Linked DNA regions of Mus musculus: all the other regions are linked to region 1. Evidence: chromatin contacts called from ENCODE Hi-C or POLR2A ChIA-PET data. All regions are on one chromosome and are shown on one strand. The core of a region is the stretch at or near the end of the contact, and the rest is flanking DNA. Distances in the headings are between cores, read along the strand shown. Region 1 overlaps Gm36660 (a long non-coding RNA gene). Region 2 has its middle 17 kb from the start of Gm36834. Region 3 overlaps Gm36660 (a long non-coding RNA gene).

Region 1 (4,088 bases), core at 1,188-3,687:
TCTCATGTGTGCGGTGAGTAGTTAGTTAATCAGGTTTGCTCCGATTCTGTGGTCCCATTCTCACGACAGCTCCTGGAGCAGCCATCACACTCTATAGAATACAAAGACAAGCAGGTACCCGAGAGATCTGAGTTGAGCAGTGGGGACTACAGAGCCCAGGAGCTGGGGCAGCGGGCAGTGCTCATCTCTAGAAGGGCAGAACCAGAGTGGGAAATAGGGTCATCTGCTGATTCCCAGCTACAGATGCCAGATCGATCACATGTGTCGTCTTTGAGCATCCACAAGGGCCTCTGCATATTTCTTCTCTTGGGACAGTGGGGCCAAAATCCTAGGCAATTTCGTCTAGGATTCCTGATTGGGTGGGGCAGTCTCTGGGTGACAGTAGTTGCTGTCCTTGCACTTCCTGATGTGTAGCCTACCTTCCTTCCTTTCTTTCCTTTCTTCCATAAGATAGAATGCTAGTGCCCCATAGGGTTATTATGAAGTGAAATATAAATGAACACACACGAAATCCAGAGAGCAGCCTTCCTGCGCTGTGGCCCCATCAGTGCTAGCTATTATTATTCTGGTGGGTCGGTTAGCTTTCTTCCATGCTATTCAACTTGAAAAGGATCTGGCACTAGTCAAAGCCTTTGCTCTGAACATGGCACATTTAGGCTCCACCCTAGCCCTGGCCAGTCTCTCAACAGTCAGCTCTTTCTTTAGAGCTAAAAGAAATTATGGAGATGATCCAATGCGGAGTCAACACTTGTGTGTGTTTGTGTGGGGATAGGTTTTTTGTTTTGTTTTGTTTTTTTGTTTTTTGTTTATTTTAGTTATGATATGCAGCAGCATGCCCACCTCTGAGATGATCTATCTCAGAGCTGTGAGTAAAATCTACTCCCCATAGACTTTTTCAGTGTCTGTTCTGGCCACTGAAGCTCTTAACGGGAGTGTGGATGGAGGGTCAGGAGCCAGGGCTCCATCTGCTTGATCGCACGCATGGAGAGAGTATGAAATGTTGGGACTAGGGGCTACAGCCCAGTTCAAGTGTTCTGAGTGTCGGGTTGATTTCACCTTCCTCTCAATGCTTTTGTTGAGAAATTCCTCTGGTTTAGATGTGAACCCTAAAAGGCTCATGTACACTTCTGTGCTTTGTGTTGCTTCATTTTTTTTGCACAATAGTTTCCTGGGGGAAAAATGCAGCCTTGCCACAACAGAGAAAGGCTAGACTGCTGCAGGACAGGGTGGGGGTGGGGCTGTGGGTCAACAGGATCGGGTACTAGAGGGTGAACCGGAGATGTGGCTGCTGAGAGCAGGAGGAACCCAACAGGCCTGGGCTTCCCTGCTGTGTGCACCAATCTGTATTCTCCTAGGGCCAGGGTGAACCTCTGAGTTCTGTGTTAGACCCCAGCTGTCTTCATATCTGGATCAGAACTCTCCTTCCCGGAGAGGGGAGGAGGTGTTTCCCAGCACGGAGACAATCTTTGCACTATTGTCTCAGTGTGAGAGTAAGTTCTTTTCTCAAATGTTCTTGATCAATGGCCATGGTTGGCTGGCTTGGCTGCATACGTGGAAGCATTGATGGTTGCTTAGAAATGTATTCTACTCCTATAGGGGTCAGAATAATGTTTCAGTACCTTAAGGATCTGTACATAGAATTCGCCCCATCTTAAGATACATAGCAGAACTTTTGGTTTGTGAGAAAACCTTTGTATTGATTGCTACTGATGTGCAATGAAGTAAAATTCCTAAACAAAAAACTGGTTTTTAGAGGTTAAGCATTGACATGGGGTTGCTAGATATTTCTCACTTACCAATCTAGTATTTTGAAACAGGATGCCTTGGTCTCCCCAGTTTCTATTTTTATTCCAGAGTTGTTGTTTTTTTTGTGTGTGTGCAGATCTTGGAAGAAACAGCAGGGGGAGAAAAGCAGGTGTTGGCTTAGGGCCTTGAGCTGGGAAGATGGAGACCTTTGCAGCTTTCCACCCCCCACACCCACCCAACGTCTTCCGAGTTTGAGAAAAATGGCTCTCAGCAGCTTGAGCAGCCCTGGTTTTCTGTAGCCCCTTGCTCCTAGCTCCTGCTTGCTGGTTTCAGTGAAGATGTGCAGAGGTGGGAGTGTTCTCCCTGTAGGCCACACTGCTGCTCTTTCCCAATTAGTTCCCCCAGGGAACAAAGCCTTATTTCTTTCCTCTCTTAGTTCCCAGGCACTGTCTGGGGGTTGGGGTAAAACAGCCCCTTGGCAGCTCAGGGGTTAAAGAGAAAACACAGCAAGAGGGGGAAACAAGCCAGACAGCTGCAGCGGCTCCTCAGAGCCCACTCTAGGCTAAACAGAGGCCCCAGCAACTCCTTGGAGACTTGAACCCTGGGCGATGGAATTTTCCCTTGCGTGGAGGCTATTGTCCTCTGGAAAGGGCCAGGGCCAGAGAAGGGCCTGGGGAGCATGGATTCCCCCCGAAGTGGCAGCCAAGGAACTCCTGAGAGCCCAAGGGCTCTGTCTCACCCAGCTGGGCTTGGGTGAAAAAGCAACTGGGGTGCAATCCACCCCTCCTCCTTTGAAAAAAAGGGGGGCATTGTGAGGGGGTGTGTGTGCTCCAAAGGTCTGGGCACCAGTTGTTGCCCTACCCCTCAGCCCCAACCAGCCAGTCACTGGAACAGAATGAAAGGCTTGGTTCCCTTGGCAACCAAAGGGTCTATGGTTTTTCACAGAGTACAAGATGGGCTTGGGGGAAAGACAGGGAGGTGGAATTAGGGGTGGGGAATGGAGGAGGGGGCAGACAGGGAGGGGCAGCCTGTTTACTATAGATGTTTGAGTTTAACTCTCAAGGGACGCTTTTGTAGGTTCTGGCCTGGGAAATATAGGATACCCGGAGTGTGGTGAATGCTCTCAATGGCGGCTTAGTTCTGAGGCACCAAAAAGGTCCGTAACAGGAATGTGTGTGTGTGTGTGTGTGTGTGTGTGTGTGTGTGTGTGTGTGTGTGCACGTGCACAGGCCTCTTGTGGACCTCAGGAGCAGCATAGAGGAATCTCACCTTCAGAGGTAACTAAGCAGGCCCCTGTTGCAGTCGGAGCCCCTGAAGGTGCTGAGGGAAACTCAAGCGCATCAAGAGCTATTTGTGAGGCTGAGATTAGAACAGCAGGCGCCTGTCTCCTGGCCTGATCTCACTCGACCAGACAAAGCTATTTTTAATATCAGGCAGAAGAGTTGTTGAAATGTGGACAAAGAGCAGAACCTGGCTAACTTTGTCTCAAGCACCAGGCTTTGTGAGAGGGGCTTAAAAGCTGTCCACATGGTGGACACAAGCATGGAGGCTCAGTGAAAAGAAAAGATAAGGCCAGGAGACTTGGTCCCAGGACTTTGGGATGTGAGGTCCCAGCACGTCCATAGAAGTGAGAGGGAGGTACTGGGACTCTTGGTGTGATCCTCTCTGGGACCCTAACCTGTGGGGCTTTGACCTGGCACTGACAGACAAACCTTCTATAATGTCTCTGAAAGTGTAGTGTGACATCTTCCAAAGGAGACTGAGGGTGCATAATAAAGAGCATGCATGAGTGGTGTAAGTCAGCACACTATTTAGGAGTTTTAAAAATATGTACACATGCGTGCGCACGCGCGCACACACACACACACACACACACACACACACACACACACACACCAGGGGCTGGGGATGTAGCTCAGTAGGTGGAGTGCTTACCTAGCATGCAGGAAACCATGGGTTTGTTCTCTACCACCACACACACTGGGCTTGAATGGCACAAGCCTGTAATCCCAGTATTGTGGTGGTAGGAACATCACAGTTGGGCTATCCTTGACTCAGGGCCAGCCTGGGCTATATGAGAACTTGTCTTAAAAAGAAAATAAAAATCAAAGCCAAAAATCAACCTTCCTATTTTAGACAGACAGGTCTTAGAGACAATATATGGGACTCATGGCTGTTTCTGGAAGCTTCTGCTTCTATCAGAGGCCCTGAAAGTGGAGGTTGGGTGTGGGAGGTCACTGTGTTTTTCCTGAGAGGTGGCTGGGGCCATCACTCTGAAGTACTTCCTGTCACTCACCAGGTCAGGGTGGGTACCATCTGAAAGACACAATTTGAGGAAACCT
Region 2 (4,088 bases), core at 937-3,436, 60 kb after region 1:
ACCACTTCTGACATGTCATCGAGCCTATAAATACCGTTCTCATCACCTGCAGCTGCAAAGCTAACGTCGCTTAGCTTGCCTGGATCTGCATTTATGGTCTTGCTTGATTGCAGAGCACACAGTTCACCCAGCCACCTCCCTCCTTGGGTCTCTGTGGGATTCTAGGGCTATCAGGGGATTGCCTAGAATGGAAAACCCATTAAACTACTGCCCCCAAGAAGGAACTGCCCGGTCCCAGGCTCACAGCTTCATTTAACTTTTCCATAGTTCCTCATGACTCTGTATCCATTTGTTCCCTCAAAATCCATTTTGGATAATCAGTCAACTACGTAAGCACTGTCCAAGGTCTGACAGTGTTCAGAGCACTGTGGAGATGTCCCTGGGGCATACAAAAATACTTTAAGACAGGGTTGGAGATACAGAGACTCATTAGAAAGGCAAGGCCCTGTGCATCTGCATCAGAGGACAGATAGGGGTAGCCACTGATGTGGAAACAAAGTGTAGGGAGGAAGTAGCCAGGATGTGAGGCGGAGGGAAGAGGCAATGTATCTCCAGGCCTCTGGAAGGTTTGTTAGGGAGCGGGATGAGATGCCAGAGAGGACAGAGTTGGAAACTGGAAGATGGGTGACAGCAACAAAGTAGGCAGGGATAGTAGTCCCCCAGGTGTGTAAGCCTGTGAATGTGAATTCAGGTGGGCAGAAGAGAGGAGTAGCACACAGACTGGAGAGGTGAGACAACCATGCTATGGGAAGCTTTACATTTTTAAGGTCCTGTGTACAATCTCCTGCCCTTCCTTCCTTTTGCAAGAACTAGTTGTTTTATGTTTGTCATTGCATCTTTGCCCCATGTGCTGTTTTCTAGAATAAGACTGTGTTATGAGCATCTGACATTTGCTTCGGGAATCTTCCTTTTGTCTCCCTCCCTCCTCACAATGGCTCACCAAGTGTGGAAGTCTCCAAGGGTCCTTTGCCATCTCAGCGTGGGTGACTTGCCAGGTACCATGGGTGCCTCGTAGACAAGACAAGCTGGCTTTCTCTTGGCAGGGAGTTTCATTTTGCCAATGGAACCAGACTTGGAAGAAACCAGATCGAGTGTCTGAACTATGTCCCCATAGACTGCCATCTTGGGAGGGCCAGGGGCAGACGCCAGGAGCTGGCCAGCGTCAGGGTACAATCTGGTAGCCACAGAAGAGCTCTCATCCTTGGAGAGTCTGAGTGCGTACTGACACCTGTTTGGCTTGGCTGGTCCTGGCTGGTCGCGTTTCCAACAGAGATGAGCAGGAGATGGATGAGTGGCTGAGAGCCGGCAGTGGTGGGAAAGAAAAAAAAAATCAGTTCAGGGGTAGACATCCACGAGGCAAACCCTAGTTAGACTGGTTCGCTGGACGACGTGAACCAAGCTTTCTCGTAATCATTTGAAGCACGCCGATGGAAGACAAGGGTGGGATGAAACTTCACGGAGCTGTTTATTTTTTGCATAAAAGGAAGATTAAAAAGAGCAAATGGCTAGAAGGGCAATGGACAGGGTTTAGTGGATAAGAAGAAAATCCATTGCTGGGAATTATGTGGGCCTGGAGGTTTGTGGTCCGGGGGTTGGTGTATGTGGGGGAGCTATGGTAGTAGTTCTTGGGCCCTTTCTCTGTCTGGGCTCTTGGCTTACTGCTGCGAACATGGCTTCTGGAGACCAAGAGGCTTTGTGGCAGAGGTACGCCATAAAGACTTACTCCCACCAAGGTAGCTGCAGCAGGGGGGCTTGCCACGCCTCCCCGCCTGCCTTACAACCATGACTTTTTTACTCAGAGACTGTCCATCTGTCCAGCCACTCCGCCAAGCCCAGAAGCCCCATGCTGGCTTCCTTTGGAAGAGCCCCAGCTCCCAGGGTGACCTCGGTAACAGCCGGGTACACGGACGACTTCAATCCCAAACTTCCCGTTACCAGGAAGAGCTTGGCCCAGGCTGTGAAAGTTACAATAACACAGTGGCTGTTTCTGAGCAGGAGCCTTCTGTGAAGTCATCGGGATAGTTCTCTCAGCAGCGTGTCTAATTTTCCCTGGCTGCCTTTCTGGGAGCCGGGCACCCAACCCAATTTAGTCCCTCCACTTTGGCTCATTCCTAGACTTCCATGCCATAAATCTGAGCCCCCCTCAGTGCCTGATCCCACCAGCAGGCAGACAATTCAGAATTAGCCATCGTCATGGTTGTCTAAACTGACAGGCAGGGAAACTGAGGCACAGCAGGCTACAGGGCCCTGTCCCACCTCCCACAGTGACCCAGCAGCACGGGTTGCCAGCAAGGCCCAGGATTCTGGCTGGAACTTTAACTATGGAACTCTTATGGAGGGCTAGGGGCCATGTGAATGGTTTCAAAGCTTTTACTGGGCCTCATTTGGCTCCAGATCCCAGAACTGTGTGCAATTGGATTTTGATGGGAATGCTGTGGAGTAGGAAGTGTGTTTGTGTGTGTGTGTGTGTGTGTGTGTGTGTGTGTGTGTGTGTGTGTGTGTGTGTGAGAGAGAGAGAGAGAGAGAGAGAGAGAGAGAGAGAGAGAGAGAGAGAGAGAGTGGTGGGCTTGATGGTGCTGTTTGGAATCCTTTTATGCTTTCTTGCCTGGAACTTGACAAGCCTCAGAGTAGAGGAAAAAACCAGAAAACTCAAAAGCAATGGGGGTGAGAGAAGAATCCTCCCAAAGCCAGGGTGCAGGCTGTGGGCAAATGCCTTTCTTTCTTCACCCAGAACCCCTGCCCTCAGGCACAGTAGGCTAGCTGGCTGGGCTGGTTTGGCCAGTCCAAGCCAAGGTTGGACTTTTGATTGCAAACACTCTCTCTTGCAGCCCCAGGCCTCCTGGGCGTGGCCTAGTGCTCTGGAGAGGGGGTGTGGGGGAAGCAAGTGGGGCCTTTGGGTTTCAGACAATTTCTAGGAGTCTCAGGGGACCTACATATTTCCTATGTAAAGTCCAGTCTGTTTGAAATTAGACTTCTCTTTTTTTGCTTATTTCCGGAGAGATTAAAAATAGAGACTCAGGCTTAATCTGGGAGCCTCTGAGATCAACAGGGCCCTGTTTCCATGAGTATGAAAATACCAAGCAGTCTCACCCATGATCGCAGGTCATGCATAGCAGGCCGGGTGTGTGTGTGTGTGTGAAGGAGTTTTAAGTTGTGCTCATTCTCAACAGCTAAGATTCTGTTTCTAGACCACAGCAAGGACACCTTCTTTCTAATTTCAACTAGAATAGAAGAGATCAGCACTGTTGAGGGCCCCAAACCCTTGTTGTGCTTCAGGTTTCTTGATGAGCTCAAGTTGCAGGTCCTGCCCGTCCACACAACCATTCAGTTCATAGTATGTATGGGGGGCAAGGGGTGGGCATCCTCTCTCTTCTGAGGATGCTTTTCAGGTTTCCTAGCTGTTGGCTGATGATAGCAGGTCAAACCCTCTGATGGTGCTTGCTCAGGAAAAAAGTAGATAAAGAAATAGAGAAATCTAGGTTGGACATCCTGGCATAGGCCAATAATCATAGTATTCAGAGGATGAAGGTCAGAAGATAGGTAGTTGGAGGCTAGCCTGGGATACATAGTGAATTGAGGCTACCCTAATTGCATAGTAAGTCCCTGTCTCAAACCAAACAAACAGATGGATGGATAAAGAAATGTGGCATACACACACACAGTGGAATCTTGACTGAAAATCCATCCCCCCCCACACCCCTAAATACTATTATGTGAGTAAATACCAATATATACATATGAAAATGCCACAGCAAAATCCATTATTTTGTACAGTAACAAAAAATATTTAAAACACAAAATCAAAGCAAAACAGAGATCTACTTGGTTCTAATCTCTGAAGAACTTAGATGAACACACTAGGGAAAAGTAGGAGCCATTTGTGACCGTAGACTTTTTACTCCCGAGGAAAGGGAGTAAACCATAGTGAACTACACATGCCTGAGACGAGGGAGCAGCAACTTTCTTGGGTACACAAAGTGGAGTGTGACAGAGACGAAACTCAAGAAAATAGTCTAATCTTTCAGCATATTCAATTCTAAAAAGGAGATACTGGCTAGTGGACTTCCTGCCTGGAGTTCTGTGTCCCA
Region 3 (4,088 bases), core at 594-3,093, 39 kb after region 1:
TCAACCTCAGGTTGCCTTGGTGATGTTTCTTGGAGGCAGACTCAGAGCACTGAACTTGATTATAACTCAGGAATGCAACTTGGTTTTTAGCAGGGTCAAGTTTGGGTGGTAACGTGGCAGAGGTGGTGGGTTTCCCACCTATAACCCGTCTCCCCCTCTGGTTTTTTGAGACAGGGTTTTCCTCTGCAGTCCTGGCTGCCCTAGAATTCACTCTGTATACCAGACTGGCCTCAAACTCTAAAATCCGCCTGCCTCTGCCTCCCAAGTGCTGGGATTAAAGGCGTGTGCCACCGGGCTCAGAGGGTAAGGGCACTGACTGCTCTTCCGAAGGTCCTGAGTTCAAATCCCAGCAACCACATGTGAGCACAACCACCCATAATGAGATTTGATGCCCTTTTTTCTCTTGCTACTTCCCTCCACACTGAGTACTGGACACACTGATCGGTGGGATACCACCATCATAGCCTTTGTCCCTACTATTCCTTGCACCCAGAATATACTCATCTATCTGCTAAGTTCCTGACCAGTTTCCAAGTTAGAAATAAATTGCCCGAAGCTTTCCCCAGACCCTCACGGAGAGGTTAGTTGTGGTTATACACACTGACAGCCTTTTCATGGGAGATGGGGTTTTCATCTTGTTTTACTGTAGTTCATTACCGGCTCTCTGGTCTCAATCCCCTGACATACAGAAGGTGCTTAGTAAGGTCTTCTGCCAGCACATGGCTCTGTGTGACTACATAAATGAATATTCGGGTGGCGAGGTGAGAGAAGGAAACACAGATGCAACCCTTAAGGGGAAACTACACCATGCTTCTCCAGCTCTGACCCCTCGATTATGCCTAAGATGTTCCTCAAGGATGCTGTATCATCTCCTTGGCCCCTCTCAAGGACTGCTTCATTGACTGCTTGCACGTTCCGCAGGGACTTAATGATGGAGAAAGCTTAAGGACCAGGTCTGTGTTAAATCATGGTAAGAACGTCTTCACATTTATGGTGGAGATCAGAATCTCTCAAGATACTTCATGGAGGTGGGCTCTGGGGTGAGATGTTGGGAGAAGGACCTCAAGGATCAGGAAGTCATAGCAAGGAGTGAATTGAGGTGGGGTAGGATGATGGCAGAGGTTGTGGAGTGAGTGGATTTGGGGTGGAAATGCTTTATGAGGGTGTGAGAAAGCTGGTGTTCGGAAACTGATTCGGGTCTATGGTAGCTAAATATTGTCAGGGGCTTTGCAGTTAGAAGGAAATAAAGCAGGAAAGGCCCAGTATATGGTAGTTAACAGACTTGGGAGGGGCAGGAAGCAGCCACAGAGTTTAGGATTTGACTAGTTCCATCACACAGGGCCTGTAGCAGCTGGGAGGATCCGACGGTGCTCCCTCCCACTTCCTAAAGGCAAACCCCACGGGAACAGGGGTGATCTGGGCCCTGGCTTCTGAGCAGCCTTTTTCCCACCTTTCTTGTGGGCAGTTTATACACCAATGGCCCAGCGCACCCCAGGAGGGGTGAATGGGGATCCATTTGTTTTTCCAGAGTTTGACCTCTCAGTAAAACTCTTACCCCAAAAAGTGTGGGTTTAAGTGAAAGCGTAAATCAGCCCCTTTGAAATGCAGAAGCAGCTTGGGGAAGCCCCCTTTGATATGCAACTTGGAACCCGGGCACTTAAAACCTGGGTTAATTCTCTCACTTTATTGGAGGCAGAGAAAGGGAAGAGGAGGAAACCCAGGACCGCTCATTAAGTCTGGGGACTTGAAAAGCTTGGGGCAGGAGCCTGCGGCTGCAAAGACATCAGGAAAGCATAGCGGCCCTGGGAAAAGCGGCCCAGTCCCCAGGCACTCTAATCCTGGTTCCCACCCAGACTGATGAGACCCGAGGGTGGAGAAGAGAGGAGGGGGCAGGCAGCAAGGGGAGGGGCTCCGGAGGGTGGGCGCGCGCGGGGGTGGGGTGGGGTGGGGTGGGGGGTGTTACTACGGAAACGGGGAGGGCGCGGGATAGGAGAAAGCCAAGGGCTAAGTTGGCAATTTCCTGAAAAGAACTGAGAATGCCAGAGTGTGGGTCTCATTCACTGGGCAGCGTGTGCTTTCGTAGGTCCGGGGGCTGTGGCCCCTTGTGGGATCCAGGGCTGTGTGGTTTGCCTGTTACCTCCTGGCAGGGTCTGGGACCTTCATTAGAAACATCTGTGGCTTGCTGACCCCTGTCACAGGGCGGGTGGGGGAGGGGCTCCATAAGATTTTCAGACAGGGGTGCGGTCCTGAAGTTGCAAGGCTGTCCCCTACCGGGACTCCCAGAAGGGAGGAGAGGCCGGGGCTCTCCAAGACATATGATGCTGGTTTGGAGAGTGCTCATCCTGGATTTTCCAAGGTGTTTGCCACTGTCATCCCTGCTAGCTCAAATCTTAGGTATCTCAGGCTCGCTCTCCTGGGGCACTGCAGCTGCAGAAACTTTATTGGGGAGTGCTTAAAGTTCCCTAGTGGGCTGGCAGCTAGTCCTGAAGCCCACCCCCTCCCCCCAAGGCTGACCCAGGCACAGACTGTGCTGCTAAATGCCAATCTGATTGCCCCGCTCTTCCCATCTGCTGACTCCAGTTTGGTGGATGGGAGAGGTGAGAATGTAAAAGCTTGATCCTCCAGAGTGTTATTTCTGTCTGGGCTGAGGGAGAGGGTAGCTGATGCGTTCCTGCCAGCCCCTGATCTCCTCGTGACCTCTGGGCTCTGGATTCTGGAGAGCACATTAGTCCTGCACACGTACACACTACAGGCAGGGTCAGCATAGGATTAGCAGCAGCTGAGCCCTACGCCTCTCAGCATATGTCCCTGGTCCTCTCTCCTCATGAACTCAGGAACCCACTTCCATTTGAAGAACTTTACCTCCGTCTGGGGCCCCACCTGGATCACCCAGTTTCTTTCTTGTGTCATCAAATGGCTATAACCTTATTCCTCAATGGATTTCAGACCAGGACCCAAACAATGTAAACCACAGGCGTAACCAGCTTCAACCTCCTTTATCATAGGAGATGGAAGGAGGACAGGGGGACCATAATTGAACCCAGCTGTCTTTGGAGCTACTGCCCAGGTCTCAGGGTAATCACCTCTGTTTCTCTTCACTCAGATCCTGCCTTGAGTGGCCAAGAGGATGCAGCTCCCTCACCTGCTTCATTATAAACCAGCACAGGAATCTCAGGAGGCTCCTGGAGGCCAGCACACGAGCAACAGAAGCTGAATAGCCACTGGCGCAGAGCTATAGATGCCCAAGGACTCTTTTCTGCTATGGCCACAGAAGTGGGCTCTGAAAACAGGAAACCGGGCTCCTGAGTGTTGACTTGGAGATAGAGCAGAGGGGAGATGAAGACACCGGAGGCCAACTAGAAACAGCCATTGGGAAGCCTCAGAGGGAAAGGGATGGTGGTGGGGAAGATGGGCAGGGTGTGAAGTCCAGAGAAAGGAAAAGGCAGAGAAAAGGCAGCCCCTTGGTGGTGGGGTCTGTAGCAACCAATCCTGGGTCATAGCGAGGGAAGGCCAAATCCAAGATGTCTGAGGTGCTTCTGGGAAAAGATGTATGGTGATAGTATATGTCTATGTAAGAATAGAATCCTGTCTGTACAGGCATGTGCACACACACACACACACACACACACACACACACACACACACACACAGCCCTGTATCAGCAATCATTGCATTCCAGTCACCCAAATCCAGCCCACTTTGCAAAATGCGTTCTCATGACTTGCCTGCACATTCTTCTCCACTGAACCCTGCTCATTTCTATATGCTTCCTGCAGCTGAGACTCTTTCTTCCCCGCTCTCTTTTAAAGCAACTGTACAAACACCTGCATTTTATTAATGCTGCCTGGAGCCGGGGCTGGGCTGGGCCCCCTCTGCTCTCACCCCCACACCATGCTCAGTGAAGCAAAACGCAAGGGTTAACCCTGTGTGGCTGGGTTTCTGTCCCCGAGAAGTGAATCCCCAAGAGTTCAGAAAAAAACGTCAAAACTATGAAAGAGTGAGAGTCCACAGAAGTTATTTAGGCTTTCTGTTAGCCCAGGAACCCCATTTCCCTTGTCTTAGCTTTTGGCCTATTTCTCTGATCATTG

Evidence for each region. A loop is a pair of places that touch in the nucleus more often than their neighbours do. ChIA-PET counts read pairs that join two places held with the same protein, here RNA polymerase II (POLR2A).
Region 2: a map of v-Abl transformed pro-B cells shows a loop between it and region 1 (2.5-fold over the local background). The contact joins two enhancer-like sites. A Hi-C loop is called at or near these places in 3 of 37 maps with a recorded cell type or tissue (CH12.LX, heart and v-Abl transformed pro-B cells). POLR2A ChIA-PET finds 5 or more read pairs at or near these places in 2 of 5 experiments (both embryonic stem cell).
Region 3: a map of heart shows a loop between it and region 1 (1.8-fold over the local background). The contact joins two enhancer-like sites. A Hi-C loop is called at or near these places in 2 of 37 maps with a recorded cell type or tissue (both heart). POLR2A ChIA-PET finds 5 or more read pairs at or near these places in 2 of 5 experiments (both embryonic stem cell).

Annotation. Positions count from the first base shown.
Region 1 is chr12:80,061,058-80,065,145 of GRCm38, reverse strand. The region is part of intron 3 of Gm36660 (a long non-coding RNA gene); the gene reads left to right. Among named protein-coding and RNA genes, the nearest start is that of Gm36660, 23 kb to the left of the region's middle. RefSeq lists an enhancer at 36-4,088. Within about 2 kb of position 2,437, at least 3 of the 3 ENCODE cell types and tissues checked have a DNase peak (open chromatin) inside an H3K27ac peak, as active enhancers do; they include heart, where a contact is called at or near this core.
Region 2 is chr12:80,000,791-80,004,878 of GRCm38, reverse strand. No RefSeq gene overlaps it. Among named protein-coding and RNA genes, the nearest start is that of Gm36834, 17 kb to the left of the region's middle. Within about 2 kb of position 2,186, at least 2 of the 3 ENCODE cell types and tissues checked have a DNase peak (open chromatin) inside an H3K27ac peak, as active enhancers do; they include heart, where a contact is called at or near this core.
Region 3 is chr12:80,020,970-80,025,057 of GRCm38, reverse strand. Gm36660 (a long non-coding RNA gene) reads left to right here. Exons shown (of 4, transcript XR_872852.1): 4 at 3,104-4,088. All of the region lies in intron 1 of Gm36834 (a long non-coding RNA gene), which reads right to left. Among named protein-coding and RNA genes, the nearest start is that of Gm36834, 3.4 kb to the right of the region's middle. Within about 2 kb of position 1,843, at least 2 of the 3 ENCODE cell types and tissues checked have a DNase peak (open chromatin) inside an H3K27ac peak, as active enhancers do; they include heart, where a contact is called at or near this core.